Linked DNA regions of Mus musculus: region 2 is linked to region 1. A link is a loop called in an ENCODE intact Hi-C map of the cell type or tissue named here. Cell type or tissue: heart. All regions are shown on one strand.

Region 1 (8,000 bases):
GAGCACAGACCAAGCATGCATGCGCACACGCACTTGCGCTTATGTCCTACATAGCCTCGACTGCCTGGACTTCATTGTACAGTGAAGCTTGTTCTAACTGGTCACCTTCCTGCCTCTGGCTCATGAGTGTTGGTTTGTAGGCATGACTGTAGGGGCTGTGTTATCTATTTGCTAGTAATACTTTTTAATGTACAAATGTTGTGTGGCCTCTACTAAGTTAGTAGGGAAGTTGCATCTTTGTTCACTTGCTCAGGAGTGGACCCTTTAAGGAAATAGCTTCCATAGGTGATAGTCGTTACTGTCTCTTTTCCAGGTGAAATTGCCCTGCTGATGAATCGTCCTCGGGCTGCCACTGTGGTTGCCCGGGGCCCTTTGAAGTGCGTTAAGTTGGACCGGCCTCGGTTTGAACGCGTCCTTGGCCCGTGCTCAGACATCCTCAAGCGGAACATCCAGCAGTACAACAGCTTCGTGTCCCTGTCCGTCTGACCCGCGCCTCCTGTGCCTCCTCCCCAGTCCATGCTTCACTCACGCAGACTGCTTTCTCTCCCTAGCCGCAGCGCCCAGTGGCCACTGCTTCACAGCTTCTTGTCTCTTTATACTAAAAGTTGCTTTATTGCACCATTTTTCATTGGGAGCGTTATTAAATGCTCATTCACAAATAAATAGAGAGTTGTATGGACTTGGCTGTCACCGCTTCTCTGTGCAGTGCTCGTGTTCAACCTGGGCAGCAAGTGCCGCGCTTTTTGCTGAGGGCGGTCCCTGCACCACTGAATTACCGTAATGATGTAATAGCTGTGCAGGGCTTTTAAGTGACACAGGTTTCCATTTCCATATGACACAAGTGACATACTTAGACTGTGGCCATGTTTGCTGTATTTCTTTATAGAGTAAATGATTTTAACCTTTAAGGATTAGAAGAATGAATATAGAAAACTCCTAGCACAGTAGAAAGACATCTGCCTGTAATTAAGCTAGTTTAAGTGTGGGAGTGCCCATGTTTTGCTAATCACCAGGCACTGCAGCTAGTTCAGCCCTCTCAGCCTGGTTTGGTGTGTCTGTTGCTAGTGTTTCTTCTCCAACCCTGAAATGTTTTGGTGTGGCTGGCCGTCTATCCCTGCCTTTAAGTTTGAAATCATTTGTAGATGGCAAGTACTGGTTGTGACTTCACTGCACCTGTCTGAGCTCACAGACGCTGATAACTTTATTTATCCAGCTGGTGCCAAATCCTGAGGATGAGACACAGAAATGTGAGAATTTGAGGTCTTCACTCTGGGGAGTTAACCGTGGTTAACTCGTGTGATCTGCCCTCAGTTACAGACTAGGGCGTTGGAATTACTGAGAATAGACAAATAGAGCAAGCTCCAGAGAGAAGGGGATGGAGGCAGTGCTGCTGAAGGTGGATGGCGGTCAGGTGTCCAGAAGCAGGAAGCTGGGTCTGTCCCCTGGGTTTCTGTTAGGAACAGTGGTGGGGTGTGACCGTGTTGTGGTCTGAAAGGCCACCCCGCTGAGTCCTGCCTTTTCCTGTCTAACCTTGAATTTCTCTGGTAAACTTTCTTTATTGTTTTTTGTTTGTGTGTGTGTGTTTAAAGTAAACTTGTGTTCTTGACTGTATTTCAGTATTTTCCAGCCTTATGTGTTACATTATTCCAGTGATAACCCAACAGTTTATTTTTATTACTGTTATTTTTTAAACAAAATTCACAGTTCGTAACGAGGCACACTTATCTTGTGATTTCTGTATAATGTCGGGTTCTATTTGGGAGTGACTGCGTTTTCATGTGTGTGCAAGTGGTTCTGATTAATAATTCCCTCCCTCCCTTTCCCAGTTAACTTAAATTGTTGGTTATGGTAGATTTTTTTCTTGGTAGATTGAAAAGCTTCTAGATTGTTACTAATTTGGGAAAAAGTTTCATTTAGGTTTTAGCATGGGATAGAAAGCTACCTTGTTGCCATATCTAAAACTTCCATAATCTATATTAAATGAGGGTTTTCTGTACTTACTTTGTGGTTGGCTATCTTTTTTTATATTTAAAAAAATAAAAATTATGTTACTAGCTTAAAGCTTAATTTGATATTTGTTTAAATGCCAAAAATGTATGTATGTGAATGATGTAGAACGCCATAAAATGCATTTCATGTGTATATACCCCCTTGGTCTGTACGGAGATAAACACCTGCTTTCTAAGAGTTCCATGCTAGCTTACAAGTTACGCCCTTTTGTCGTTTTACTCTTAGACTTTTCAAGATAAGTCTAAATTTAAAAATTACCACATTTAAAGCTTTATCTTTGTGCAATTTAAATATCAGTCAGAAGTCGTGGTTGGCATACTGTGTCTTTGTGGACTCTTGGCACCATTGTCTCTGGATGGGTGGGCGAATTTAAGCAATCTGCTGAGAAAGCAGAGCTGGCCAAAGGGACAGTTGCTGTTTCCTGGACACTAGTCTGATATACTCTGTGCTAATCTAATCGCTGTTCTTTTGTTACAGACTGTCTCAATGGTAGGTCACAGAATAAAAAAGATGAAATAATTTAAATTCTTAAACGAATCAGTTTTTCTTCCTTTCTTCCTTTTCTTCCTCTGTTTTTCCCCAAAATTTCAGTGGGAAAGAATGAAAGTGAATTTTGGGATTAGAATTTTGAAAAAGTAATGTATTTATTTTTTTTTAAAATACATTCCAATTCAGTTTGTCAAAGGGTGGATTTCAAAACCTTGCTTTTATGGGTGTGGGACAGACTCACTAACAAGCTCTGGAAGGGGAAGGTTCTGTCCAAAGCCATGGCGTTGTTTTCACAGGACAGACCTGTCTGTGTGCCTTAGGGCTTCACAGACTGGATTGGACTCCTGGTTTTACAAGATCCACCTGTAGCTGCTTGAGGATCTTACACATCAAGATTTGTTTCTGTTTCTTCCTGGAGTTTGAAGAGTGAGCACATGAGTTACTCTGGTGATAACTGGGATCTTCACACGCAGGGAAGCTGGAGTTAGTGCTGGAGAGTGGCTGAGTTCTGCTGCTTAAGCTCTGCCTGGCCAGGTTCAGAAGTCCCTTCCTCTCACCAGCTGCATGTCCTTCTTTTAAAACTTGGCCCAGGATGCAGTTTACTGTTGTGTTGACATTCTGAAATTGAATTAGCACAATGGCAGTGGCGTCACTTTGTCTCCAACCTCAAAGATTTGGACCCTTTGTGAACTTTGGCAAAGCCCTGCCAGTGCACTTCCGGGTGGACCAAAACCATGCTAACCATTTAATTTGCCCTCCATCACATCTGCCAAGGGGAAACACAAATCTCTCCCTTCTTACATTTGGGGTATTTCTGTAGAAACCATCATTTTTGTGTACATACACAGCTAAAATTTGTTTCTTGGCATAACTTTAGAACTGTGACATCATCATGAGTCCCTGTAAGAACAAGAAGTAGCTTTGTGATTTTAAAAAAGTCACCACTAGATGGAGAGCTTTTTCTTTATGCTCAGCTTTGCCAACCTCAGATGAGTCGCAGCTGTTTCTCAGTCTGCAGATCCTGCATTTGCGTGTCTCCCTACTTGGTACAATGTAAGTGTGACCCCGAGACTGCCACACCAGAAGCCCTCTGGGACCTGAGCTGCACTCGCAGAGAAAAACGTGATTATCCCTTGCCTTCCCACCCGAGGCTGAGTGAGGTCTGCCTCACCTCATCTGTGGCCATGTCACCTGGGGGCCTCCTGCACCACGCTTGTGTGGGGGCCCTCGTGCCTGCTGTTGATGAGGTCACTCGGTATTTAGAAGGCCTCCCAGGATAGTGCTCATGGGCTGACTCGCGTTCCTGAGTTTGAGAAAGCTGTCTCTTACTGTGAACGTGCAGCAGTAGACAGATGCAGTGTTAAAGAACCAGCAATGTAAAGACATGATCTTTACCACACAAGATGAGATTCTGTAGTAATGGGTCAGTGAAGTTAGACTAGAGAATCCTAAGAACCTGACCTCATACTTCTCCTAGGGGCAGTAATAATTTACCAGTTAAGAGGCCAGGAGTTTAATAGGACAGAATTGCTCCCTATAAGAGAATTGACTTATCCTTAGATAGGTCCAGCATTTGGAGAATGCTGTGGCATATCCCTCCAAACTGATCCCTACCAGTTCACACAGTCTTGGTTTTTTTATTTGCTTGCCAGTGGTAACATGGAAAGTTTTCACATAGACTCAGAATATTTTTTTTCCCCATGGGAAGTTGAGCAATGATTCAGAGTGCGTAAGCTGTAAGAACTCCACACTCTGAGAATGGAATGTTTTTGTCTTCTGGTGCTTTTGAAAAATGCTGCTCTTAGCTTTATGTTGTTGTTGTTAGAAAAACAGATAGTTAAAAGTAGCCTATATAGTTATCCATCATAGAATCAAGCCGAGTTACTTTGGTTTTGAAATGTAAAGCAGATTTCAGAGTCTCGAGAGACTGGTCTGCATCAGGGAGGCCATGTTGGAGATGGACTGCAGCTCGCCCGAGCCAGGCTGGCTGAGAGCCCCAAACCATCCTTTCTTTGATCTGACAGTGCCTGTCCCCCCCAGCCCCCAATCTTCAGTGTGGCTTCCTTGTGCTTCCCAGACATGGGAGAAGAGAAGAAACAGTTGATGTTGCTGCAGGAAGCTGCGCCTCACAAAAGGGCCTTCTTGAGAGGGAAGTCTTTAGAACCAGTTTTCTCTGGTAAAGAGTTGACTTTGCTGTTTTTTCTCCTGTAGCCCAGCCCAGCCCAGCCCAGCCCAGCCTTCAACTCTACACTCTTTGTTTCAGCCACTCAAGGGTGGGGATTTGCTGGAATGAGTCACAGCACCCAGCAAATTTGACTTCACAAATGGGTGTGATGCTATACATTTTGGAAGAAGTCTAAACCACAAGATGATGTGGTTTTGTCTCTTGAGAGCTATAGTTCTCATCCTTACACATTGGAGGAGGGGCATGCTCGTGAGGGTTGCAGACCTATGTCTTGCAGGGTAGTGTCTGGGACTGGCAAGGCTCTAGGGTGAATAGAGGCAAGGTTATTTCGCAAACTGGGTTCTGGGGTTGTGTGCCCATAACGTGGGGTGCTAGGATGAATCAGAACCATCCACTACAAGACCAGCATGGTGACTCGTGCCTTAATCCAGGCACTTGGGAAGTAGAGGCGGGAGAATCAAGAATTCAGGGCCAGCCTGGTGTACATGAACTCCAATCTCAGAAGACCAAAACAATACTACCTGTTCTCAGTCATCCTGTCTGTCCTTGGACATATGCACAAGTCTGAGTGACATTGCTGGTTCTGGATTTGTCCCTTGTAGTGATGTCTTTTCTTCCTCCCCTCCATATTTTTTGATCCTCTGGCTTTTATCAGACAATAAAGTGATTTGATCTGATGAAGCCATGCGACCCTAATCTTCCACCAGCTCCCCCTTTTGTGTCTGGCTCTTGGTTTTGACATACATGGTGTCACTTCCTCACGCAGCCCAGGCTAGCCTCGAATTCCCTGTGTAGCTCAAGAGTGTCTCTGAACTTCAGCTTCTCCTGAGTGCTGGCGTTACCGGATGTGTGATGCTGGGGGGTTGAACCTGAGAGGCAAGCACCCCACCCACTTGCGAGCCACACGGCTCTCGGTTGCCAATTCCTCAGTTGATAATATTCTTCAGATTGGAGTGTGCCCCCTAACTGAGCAGTCTTACCCTTAGTATTTCTGGGAGTGACCTGGCTGAGATTATTGTATTCAGATAGTGTTAGGGACCAGAATGTCAGTATAAAAAAAGTGACTTTTTTGGTGTGTGTGTACTGTACCTGCATATACAGTAAGGACTTGGAGAAAGCCAGTTATCCGCTTGATGTCCCTTTATTTGATATGGTAGAATAAAAACCGCTCCTGGGAACAGAGCTTCCAAACCTTCCAAGCCTGGTCCAGATCCAGGTTTCACAGTGTGCTCAGAAGATAATCTGCAGTCCTGATGGAGCCAGAGCTCGTTGGGAAGAGAGAGCCCCAGCCAGTGCACCGTAAAAGCAGTGACCTCCACCCAAGGATAAAGATGAGGTTCAGTGGATCCCGTTTGCCTTTTTCAAAGCGTTCCTGCCTCCTCCCTGAGCTTGTGCCTTGGCCTCCAGTGCCCCAGGATGGAATGGGGCAACAGGGGCCTACAAACCAGCATGAGGTGCTGACTCCAGTTGTGTGTTCTGAGGTCCCACGTTTGTTGCCATTAGCTCGTCAGATTAGCCTGGCCGGAGTCTGGAGCCGAACGTTGTGCTGACCCTTCGGCTATGACTCTTCGCTCGCCGTGGGCCTCTATGCAGTCCTCCACGGTCTTCAGGATGATCTGGAGTCTGCGGTCCAGGGCCAGGAGGTGGGGTTCTGTGAGGACAGGGCTGAGCTGGTCTTCTAGAAGTGACTCCCGCATCACGTCGCTGAGCCTGTAGTCAGCCTGAGCCAGCAGCTGAAGGTGCAAGAGTGTTTTCCTTTTGATCCTGATGAGATAAAGGCGGTGGGGGCCAGATGAGCACATTAAGGAAGGTAACTCAGCCTGCACTTGCCCCCACTAACAGCTCTTGGCAGCTGGTGTGCTTAGAGATCTTATTTCTAGGCTAACACACTTCACTGAAAGCCATGTGGAAAAGGAATTAATGGTGTGTAATGATTGTGTGTGTGTGTGTGTGTGTGAGAGAGAGAGAGAGAGAGAGACAGACAGACAGACAGACAGACAGACAGACAGAGACTGACTGACTTAAGGTTTGTTTTTAAAGATTTAAAGCTGACAGAACAAACTTCCAGTAGGTGAATGAAGCTGTCTGTCGTCTGAAAACCCAACCTCTACGTGACATCACCGTGCGCCTCCCGTGTTAGATTCTAAAACCACAGTGATGACAAGTGACTAGGTCCATTTTGATTTCTTTTAGACTTACATAAGCAGCCTACTCGTCTGATTTGTGACACAAGCAACTACTACTACTAAATCCCGTCCAGAGGAGAGAGACTTGAATGACCCCCAAGGCCTTGCTTTGGACCATTCATGTACCAAGGGGTCAAATGGGATGGTCTTGTTAGGTCTCAGTCTCATCTTTATAATTAAGAGGAACCCAGTGCCACAAGCCTGGCTAAAAGGTCAGAGATACAGAAGTTGGTTAGGTGTCCTTTAGAGAAGGGGCCGGACTTTCAGTCTGACCCACTTTTACCAGACTTCAATCAGGGCTTGGCTTAGATGGTGATGGAACAGCGATATTTAAGATCTTACATAAAGAAAGCAAAGGGCTGGCGAGTAATATCAGACAGCAGTGATTTCTGTAAAAGTGGGTGATTATCCGAGTGGGTTCAAGATTAAAGGTAGTGACTTTAAAAGATCAGATCTTAACTCGTTTTTTTTTTTTTTTTTTTTTTTTGATAAAGGATGAGGGAGACATCACTTAGAGAAAGCCGGTAGCTGCAGTATGGGAAGCTAGGCAGTTCACATCATCTCTGTCCACAGTATCCTAGACCAGAGATGTGTGTACTGCCCGCTGCTGGTGGTACTCACGGCATAGAAACTCACATGCAACACTGCGCTAGAGGGGCGAGGATAGAGATTTCATCCTGGGAATGTCGTCCGAACCTACGAGAGGAGACAGAGCCCTTCACTTTGGGTGCTCTCTGTGCAAACCCTTCTGGGAATTCGGTGGGATAAGGCGCTAGACACCATGACAGCCACCCCAACAGCGCCCCCTTCAGCCAGGTCCCAGAAGCCTCAAGTTACAACCAAGCTGCCCCTGCCTCTGTAGGCTAGCCCTGGTGGCTAAGCCATTTACTCTGCTTCCAGGAAAGTACCATCTACGGAAAAGATACAGGGAGTCTCAGCCAGGTTCATTGGTGCACACAAGAATGCTCTCACACTGGAGAGTCTGTGCTACTTAGCAAAGGGCAGGGGAAAAAAAAAACCCTCCAAAGGTTAGCGGGAAATAGAGTCGGATGGAGACAAGCCCAGGCAGTGCAGAGAGCCTCCTGAGGTCTCCAGTGGGATGTGGGCAGTGATGCTTACCCTCTGGCATT
Region 2 (8,000 bases), 600 kb after region 1:
GTTGTTGTTGTTGTTGCCCATCTCTGCCAATCTACCTCCCAGTTTTGTAAGTTATCAATATATTTGCGCTTGAATGAGAAGTGCTGAGATTCCCTGATCACGCGCTGGAGAGCTGGCTCAGAGGTTAAGAGTGCATCTGCCCCTCTAGAGGACTCAAGCTCGGTTCCCAGCTCTCAAACGGAAGCTCACTGCTGGCTGTAACTTCATTCTGGGGATGCTAACTAACATCTTCTGGCCTCTGCTGGCATTGCGTGCACGTGGTGCACACACATACATACAGGCAAAACACTCATTCACATAAAATAAGTAAACAGACAAATAAATAAAATATCCTTCAAGACTATTTTGTAGAATACCTGAAAATTTGGTTTTGTGACTTCGTATGTTTTTGTTGTGAGCCTAGCCTTTAATGGCCCGCCATCTCTCCAGCCCGGTTTTGTGACTTCTTAAAGGCATCAAAAGAGGGACTGAAAACCAGTGATTTACTCCCTGTGTTGAGCCTACAAAACCTATGACGACTGTATTTGTAATCCTTTGCTTTCAGTTTGACAAACGGCTGAGGCTGTCTGCTGGCTTGCTTCACATTTCTTGTCCTTCATGTCTTCTCTTGAGTCCTGTCACTACTCCCCAAACAGACTAGCACTTATGAAGCCAACACACTCAGTAGAATTGAGCCTCTGGTCACCAAGATTGCCTGGCTGGCTCTGCCTCTGCTCAGAAGGCTTTCTTTACCCAACTTCCTTCCTGGATTAGGAAGGTGCCCTCCCACGTAGCCCTCTGCTGCCACCTAGCGGTCAAAGGGTTTATCCACCTTTCCACCTTGTCTATTCCAACGTTGCTCTTGCAAAAGAAATTGGATTTGTTTTAATTTTTCTTCTTCTTTTTTGGGGAGAAGGTCACAAGGGTGGGGTAGATCTGAGAGGACAGGAAAGTGAGTGTTATCAGGTACGTGATGTGAAATGCCAAAACAACTAATAAAAATATTGTTAGAAAAAAACTGGGGCTTTTTCCATATGACAGAAATAAGATATTTTTTAAATGCAAACTTTAATTGTAATACTAAAAATAAAACACTTTTAAATAAATAATTTTGGAATTACCCCATTTCTGGTAATAGTCACCCTCCCCAGCACAGGGCTCTGCATGTAAATGGTAAATGGCTGTTGTAAGTTCTTTTGACTTTCAACTAGACAGAATGAGAAGAATATGTCCAGTGGCTCGCTAAGCAACAAGAGTCTCTTACTTTTTTTCTTGGTTATCTATTGTTGAATTTGAGTATGATTAAACTGCAGTTCCTCCCAATGTTTTCTTATCCCTTCATTTATGTGGGTCCTTAAGGGATATTACCATCTTAGGCACAGAGGACTGCTTCAAGTTTGAATTTAAGTCACACATCTAATTATGAACACTAAATGAATTTTGGTATACAAACTGAAGTCTGTCATAGATTTTTAGCTCTTAAAGTTTATTATTAATAATATAAGCACATTCATTTTTCTTAAAGGGCAGCATTGAGAATTGTACATATAACACATTATGAATAGAAAACAAGTAAATTTTTACCTTATAAGAATAGCTGATACAAAAATAATTCACCTGAGAATAAATTCTCTCACTTTATGTAATATGCTATTTCAAGGGGAAAGATGAGAACTCAATGTTAACAATATTAAAAATACATTAAGAAAAAGCATTTAAAAGCATTTGCTATTTAAAAAAAAAAAAGTCCTGCGTTTTGAATGCTACCTGAAAATGTAAGATGGCATTGTAACAAATGTGAAACGCACGATCGGAATGAGACGCTGAGTGACCAACAAAGAACCGGGAAACCAACACTCACCCTAGTAAAATTAACTGTGCTATTCATTTTCCTAGAAGATATTCTTAAGACTAGTAGCAAAGCATTGTCATATCATAACTGGTTATAAGTATCTATCCTTGTCTTAATAAAATGTAAGATCTTACAGAGCCGAACAGTTCATCCTTCTACCCAAAGAGCCCACTCTGAAACGCAGTCACTGGAAGGTGTGCTTAAAGTATCGAAACATGTTTTAACAGAGAAAACCAAAACTGGCTACAAATAATCTCTGACAAATTAAAGTTTTGGGGGAAAAAAAAGAACCCTGCTTTTTCCTAAGAACAGCATGGAAAGCAGGGAAGAGCCCACAGAAGGCAAACCTCCCAGAACGCTTTCCACTGCTTCCTCCTGACCGGCCCCTCTGCTGCAGACAGCAATGCCTTCAACTCGGCAGAGTCTGCCTTTGTTCTACTCTTACTGTTTGGCCACAGATGGAAAATATAAGGCAGGAAGGTGACGCTGCAGTTTGTTTTCATTTGTTGCTAACAAATACACTTGTTTCTTTACCTGTATTGAAAAGAAACAAAGTTCTGAAAGCAATAATTTAAGATAATTTAAAATAAATCCATGTATAAAACCAAACTATCCACTGTAATATGAATGAACACACAATATAGAAGACTAGACAGTGCAGTCTCGACTTTCATTCCCTAGGAAAATTATATTTTACACTGAGCACACACTGAGCAATGCTAATAGACAGTGACCAAGTCTATATGAGAAAGAAGGCGATATGGCCTGTGTTCACCATCTCTATGAGACAGTTCTGTCTTAGGAGGGCCAAACGCTTTTAAGACACAAATGAAACCTACCCTTTTCGGTAACTGTCCTAGTAAACTATAAATGCAGCTTGTTTGTTTGTTTTTAAGGGTATGTGTTCTAGGTTACAGAGTTACAAAAATCACATCCCCCCCAAAAAAAGGCCCAAGGTACTTAAATTCTAAAAGATAGCTCTTCAAGTTTACGGCACCATTTAGCAATGACTTGCTGAGAAAATACAATGTGCAATTTATAATTTATCAGCAAAAATAAAGATTTCATCTTAAATACATCTTGACTATATTGGTCATGCAGTAATCATTAATTAAATGATTAATTAAATGTAAGATCCTTAAAGGATCCAAAATTATAATTTGGTATCAGGAGGCAAGCTACTGCCAATGAAACCTTACAAGAACTTGGGGGAGGGGCGTGTCATAAAATCCAAGCAGACTTGTAGGATGGTTCTATTACATTAGAGTACCTCTGAGATACGAGACTACACAGATGCCTTTAGGAAGGTGGAAAGAAACTGTCAAAGCAATAGAGAAAGTTGCCAGCCATGTGCCACCTTGTACTGAGAAAGGAAAACTTGAATTAGCCACTAGTGCCTAAAGTCACACATTTTACTACCCAACAGGACTAAAAGTTCATTAAATCTTCCCAACATTAAATAATTAATAACTTCACTGAAAGCTTGACCATTGAAAGTTGGTAGCAAGCCCTCTGTTCTTGCTATTGTTCTTTACGTCTCTGATGCAAAAGTCACACCACAATATATGTTTTTACAAAGCTAACACATATACAACAGCCTGAAATACAGTATCAACTACATCATATACTTGTATACCTGTCCATATGAGTCATAAAATCAAATATTTCTAAGATTAATTATCATATTTCAACTCTGTCACAAGAGTGAAACTCTAATTTTTATTTCTTAATTTAACCCTTGAAAGAGCTCCTATATTCTACCATGTTCTGAGGTGACCTTTTAAAGGAAGGTATATGCTGACCTACTTAAAACTCAAGAGAGTCAAGGAATCAAATTTAGTAATAAAGATGGTTATCCATTAAATGTCTCATCTAAGAATAAACTTAAATGAGCCCTGTATGAGGAAAGGCAACAACGCGCTCTCTCCCAGCTCGCAGTCGGGTGTCTGGAGGGAAGTAGAGATGAACTGGCCACCTCGACAAACAGCTGTCACTGCACTTTCAGAGACCTGGACTCTTACATACTAAGACTCTAGTCAGAGTCTTTCTGTGAATAACGATCACCAAACACATTTGAATTTTAATGTAGACAAAAGACATACAACCTGAAACATTTAATTGCCCATATCTGCAGTCACTAGACTGCGGCTTCCCTTTATTTCCTGTGACCAACGACTGCCACCTAGTGGACGTTACTTCTCAACGGTTCCACATTTACACAGGCCAACTTCCACTAAGAGCTTCTTTTAGACATATCAAAGGGAAAGCCAGTTTCTGCATTGCTTTGTGTCTCTCTTCTATGTTATTAGTCAGGCACTGGTCTTTTTAATTAGCACTGGGAAATTACATAATTATGTAACATAGTATAAAATTTAAATATTATTCAGAATTATTCTTTTATTATTTCTTTAAATCCTAAGTTGAGAAATATTGTTTTTGTGAAACGTGAAGGTAGGCATATAGACTACCTTCAGATATAAACATGCACATGGACAATTACACGCAAATTTATTGAAAGAAAATCCAAACCATAACCATGGTGTGTTAATTAAGGACTTTAAGAAATTTCCAAGTGCTTTCATTTTTTTTAATAACTATTCAAGTAATAAGCTTTTAAAATCAAAGATAAGATAAAAGAAGAAAAAAATAGAATAAAAAAGAATAAACCAACTCAGGGTCGGTAGGCTGGGTGAGCATAAACATTCAAAATACTACTCTATCCTCCTGCGTCCTTTCCCACCAGAGAGTGCTGGCCAAAGTCCCACAGCTGTTATCTTCTTCCTCTTGCTCTTTAGTAAGTTCTACAAAAACCTAGGTAAAAGGAAGAAGGAAAAGTCAACTACTGTATCATTCAGAGGACTCTTAACTAAGTCAGAAACGATACAATGCCGTAACTAACATGTAACAAGTATCAAGGGATTTTCTAATATTGATGCTATTCAAACAAAGCAAGGTATGCCCAGTAGCTACAAAGACAAACACATATTTAGAGGGTTAATACATTTTCTGATTAATATATCAAGTAGTAGTGTCATAAAATAAATTAAAATTGTTTAAACAATTTCAAGTATTCTAATATAAAATAATGCCATGAGTCTTTTAAATATTTAATAAGATAAACAAAAGATGTTCAAGCTTAACAAAATTAAATGTACTTGAATTAACTGTTCAATAGTATACATATATATCAAACCATCGCACTGTAGTCAATAAATATAAATAATATGACTATTCAATTAAAGATGTTTTAAAATGGAACTGAACAAAAAACTAAGAGGAAGCTAAAGTTGCAATTCCAATTAAGTTATAATTTGAGGATGGTGAGATGGCTCAGCAGTACCTTTTATCAAGCCAAAGACCTGAGTTCAGTCACCAAGCCACATGGTTGAAAACTGACACCACTAAAATGTTGTGGCACTTGCACATCCACACATGAAACAAGTAAGTAAATGTACCTTAAGTCTATAGTTTTAAATGTCTATAATATGGGTTGGCGTCTACACTCTAAGCCTAAGCAATTGCTACGAGGTACAGTCAACTGTAACCTTTTCTAATATAACCTTACGGTACCTGTTCCAGGGTTGCTTGAGAAAAGCTGTATTCTTCAATGGCAAAAGTGCGTTTTGCTATTAAAACATAAAAATGCATTTTACTTAGTGATATTTTTAAGGAGTGAAATGGCAACTAGTTCTAAACTATCTACTCTGCTTTTTAAAAACTGTCAACAACGTATTCCAAACTGGAGCTGCCCACGTGTGGTACTGCCCTCGGCCCTGCTTCTCTCTCGTCCAGGTCCACACTGATCCTCTGTAAGCAACTTCGTCAACTGTCCCCCATGTGACCTGCTCCATTTTCTAGGTTAGCTCCTCCTTCCCTCCAGCGTCTTGTTCTTCATCATTCCTTTGTTTTCTTGTGGTGTCAGATCTCTATCCCCCATTCTCCAAACACCACTACAGCCTGTCCTAGATTCCTAAATTCATTTCTTAACATTGGCCATTATAAGCCTTCCAATATTCACTTCAAATCCACTTTTCCAATCTAATACGAAATTCTGTTAGTATATTTATTCTTTTAATCATAAAGAAATTATCAGGAAGTAAAAATTTCAGAATTAATAATTAGTCTACAGCTATGAAGATACATAAGATAGAAGTAAATATTATCCTACTCAGAATCCCCATAAAGAATGATAAAAATTCAATATATGTTTCAAATTCTGAAATTTTTGTGAATTATATCCATGAGGGTTGAATTTGCATTATTCCACCGGAAGTCCTCCTGTGTCTCCCACAGTCCTCCTGTGTCTCCCCAGTCCCCCCATGTCTCCCACAGTCCCCCGCGACTCCCACAGTCCCTCTCAAAGACTTGATCTCTTCTTTTTAAATTACTGTTAAATATATGTGTATGTATAGGCATATATTTATATTTTTATCTTAGAATAAAAGAACAAAAGATTATAGTTGCTATAACTGCAACAATAACCTGTCTCCCAGTTCTAAACTTTCTGACTAGAATCCTTTCATTACTTGAAAATTATTTTACAATATTCTCAAATGCTACTTGCCTTCTTCCAACTTAGCGAAGGATTGTGAGAGAGACTGAACATCTTCTTTTGGAATTTTAAAAGCCAAAATAGAAGAAAAGCTGAAAAACAAAGATAAAATGCAGGAGGATGGCACGGCAAACTTAACTACTGTGTTGCTTGAATGCTAAAGCTGAAAACTTTTTAAGTTTAAATTTAAATTCTAATCATCTACTTGATATTCATTTTCCTAAAACCTGTGTGCAGAATGGCAGGATCATACCATGGGACCCCGCTGAAGCAACTACAAGCCTCTCTTCTGACAGCACAGCCCCGTGCTGCTGCTGATACAGCACATCAAGGTAAAAGAGTCGGAGACACAGACAGAAAATACAACTGAAAGCGTAAATGTTTATGATCTCTTGTCGCGGGATATTTGGTCACACTGTGAATCCTGAGAGTAAAGCCTGTCTCTAGTTTCAGTGTGGCTCAGCCCGAGCACACACTTTTAATCTGAGAGTGGGAGACTGTGTCCTGGAAATCCTGTTTCTAGTTGTGGTGAGGCTCAGCCCTGGCACCCACCTTCAGTCTGAGACCTTCCTGTTTACTGTAAACAAGACTGAATAAAGCCTGCTAAAGCTCAAGAGACAGAGCAAGCAGCCAGCTGACAGGGAGGGAACACAGGAAAAACCATAGAGACTGAGAGGAAATCAGGAGGACGGATAGAGACACCCACAGGAAGTAGAAAGGAGGGACACTCAGTTGGGAGGGTTTTTAAGGCAGTGTGGAAAAGAACTCTTTCCCCCCTTCTGGGACACCAACTGAGGAGGAAGGTCAGCTGGGGGCTTTCTCTGCCTCGCTGAGCTGGCAGACCACAGCATCTGGGTCCTAAGTCATCATTTGGTAAAATCAAACGTTTGGGATTTTGTTTTTAAAACAATTTCAACTTTATAAGAAGTATTAAATATATTTTAAAAAGTTGTTACCTCTCTTGGCGGCTTGCATTTGGGAAAATATATTGAATTTCTCTTTGAAGGCGATCTATTTCCAGGTTTTCTATCCAGTCCTTTAATTTAATTTCCAAAAAGTAGCCTTTACCAAACTTACTCTTTAGATGTTGTACTGTTCCAATACATCTGAAATAATTTTTAAAAGAAAGAGCTAAAGGTTTGACTGTTTTCAAAGAATGATTTCTTGCTTAAATCTCTACCACATTTGTTTTTAATAAAATGACTCTGACAATCTTTTACATAGAAAAGCTGCAAACATCATGCAACATGCTCAGACACTCCTTATCATGTCTCATTTTCCCTAATATTTTCTTCTTCTATTCTTATGACAAGTGTGTCAAATCAAGCGACCTCTGTTACACAGCTCCAGCCAGGGTCAGACCTGGGCTGGCTCTGCTGCTCTTCGTTACTGTTTTTTGTTCCAGGAGTCTATCCCAAGCTACTCCTAGTTTCCAGGAGTCTATCCCCAGCTATTCCTAGTTTCCAGGAGTCTATCCCAAGCTACACCTTCAATCTGTGTTTATTTTCGTGTTACAATAGGCTTCTGAGCTGTGGACAGAGAGCCACATCTAAGCGTGGTCTCCCTGCACTGTGGCATACATACTGCAGGCTGTGCAGAGTCTGCCCAGTTCCCGCG

The links. Hi-C counts contacts between places; a loop is a spot of excess contacts. Peaks named below come from ENCODE experiments on the same cell type or tissue, not always from the same donor. Only the 100,000 strongest peaks of a DNase experiment are listed, where the experiment ranks them.
Region 2: a loop joins it to region 1, with 2.5 times the contacts of the local background. A loop is called at or near these places in 25 of 42 quality-filtered maps.

What each region holds. Positions count from the first base shown.
Region 1 is chr11:109,667,117-109,675,116 of GRCm38, forward strand. Prkar1a (protein kinase, cAMP dependent regulatory, type I, alpha) reads left to right here. Exons shown (of 11, transcript NM_001373913.1): 11 at 314-2,547. The coding sequence ends at 486. Fam20a (family with sequence similarity 20, member A) reads right to left here. Exons shown (of 11, transcript NM_153782.2): 9 at 7,990-8,000; 10 at 7,507-7,566; 11 at 5,810-6,448. The coding sequence ends at 6,184. Among named protein-coding and RNA genes, the nearest start is that of Gm39443, 17 kb to the left of the region's middle. In heart, CTCF peaks have their summits at 3,449 and 7,676 (motif pointing left); DNase peaks (open chromatin) are centred at 1,435, 3,635, 5,945, 6,285 and 1 weaker place; H3K27ac peaks cover 714 bases.
Region 2 is chr11:110,267,925-110,275,924 of GRCm38, forward strand. It overlaps Abca5 (ATP-binding cassette, sub-family A (ABC1), member 5), which reads right to left. Exons shown (of 39, transcript NM_147219.2): 36 at 7,340-7,489; 37 at 6,396-6,475; 38 at 5,402-5,457; 39 at 1,445-4,642. The coding sequence ends at 4,535. Among named protein-coding and RNA genes, the nearest start is that of Abca6, 20 kb to the left of the region's middle. In heart, a CTCF peak has its summit at 4,027 (motif pointing left); a DNase peak (open chromatin) is centred at 727; H3K27ac peaks cover 736 bases.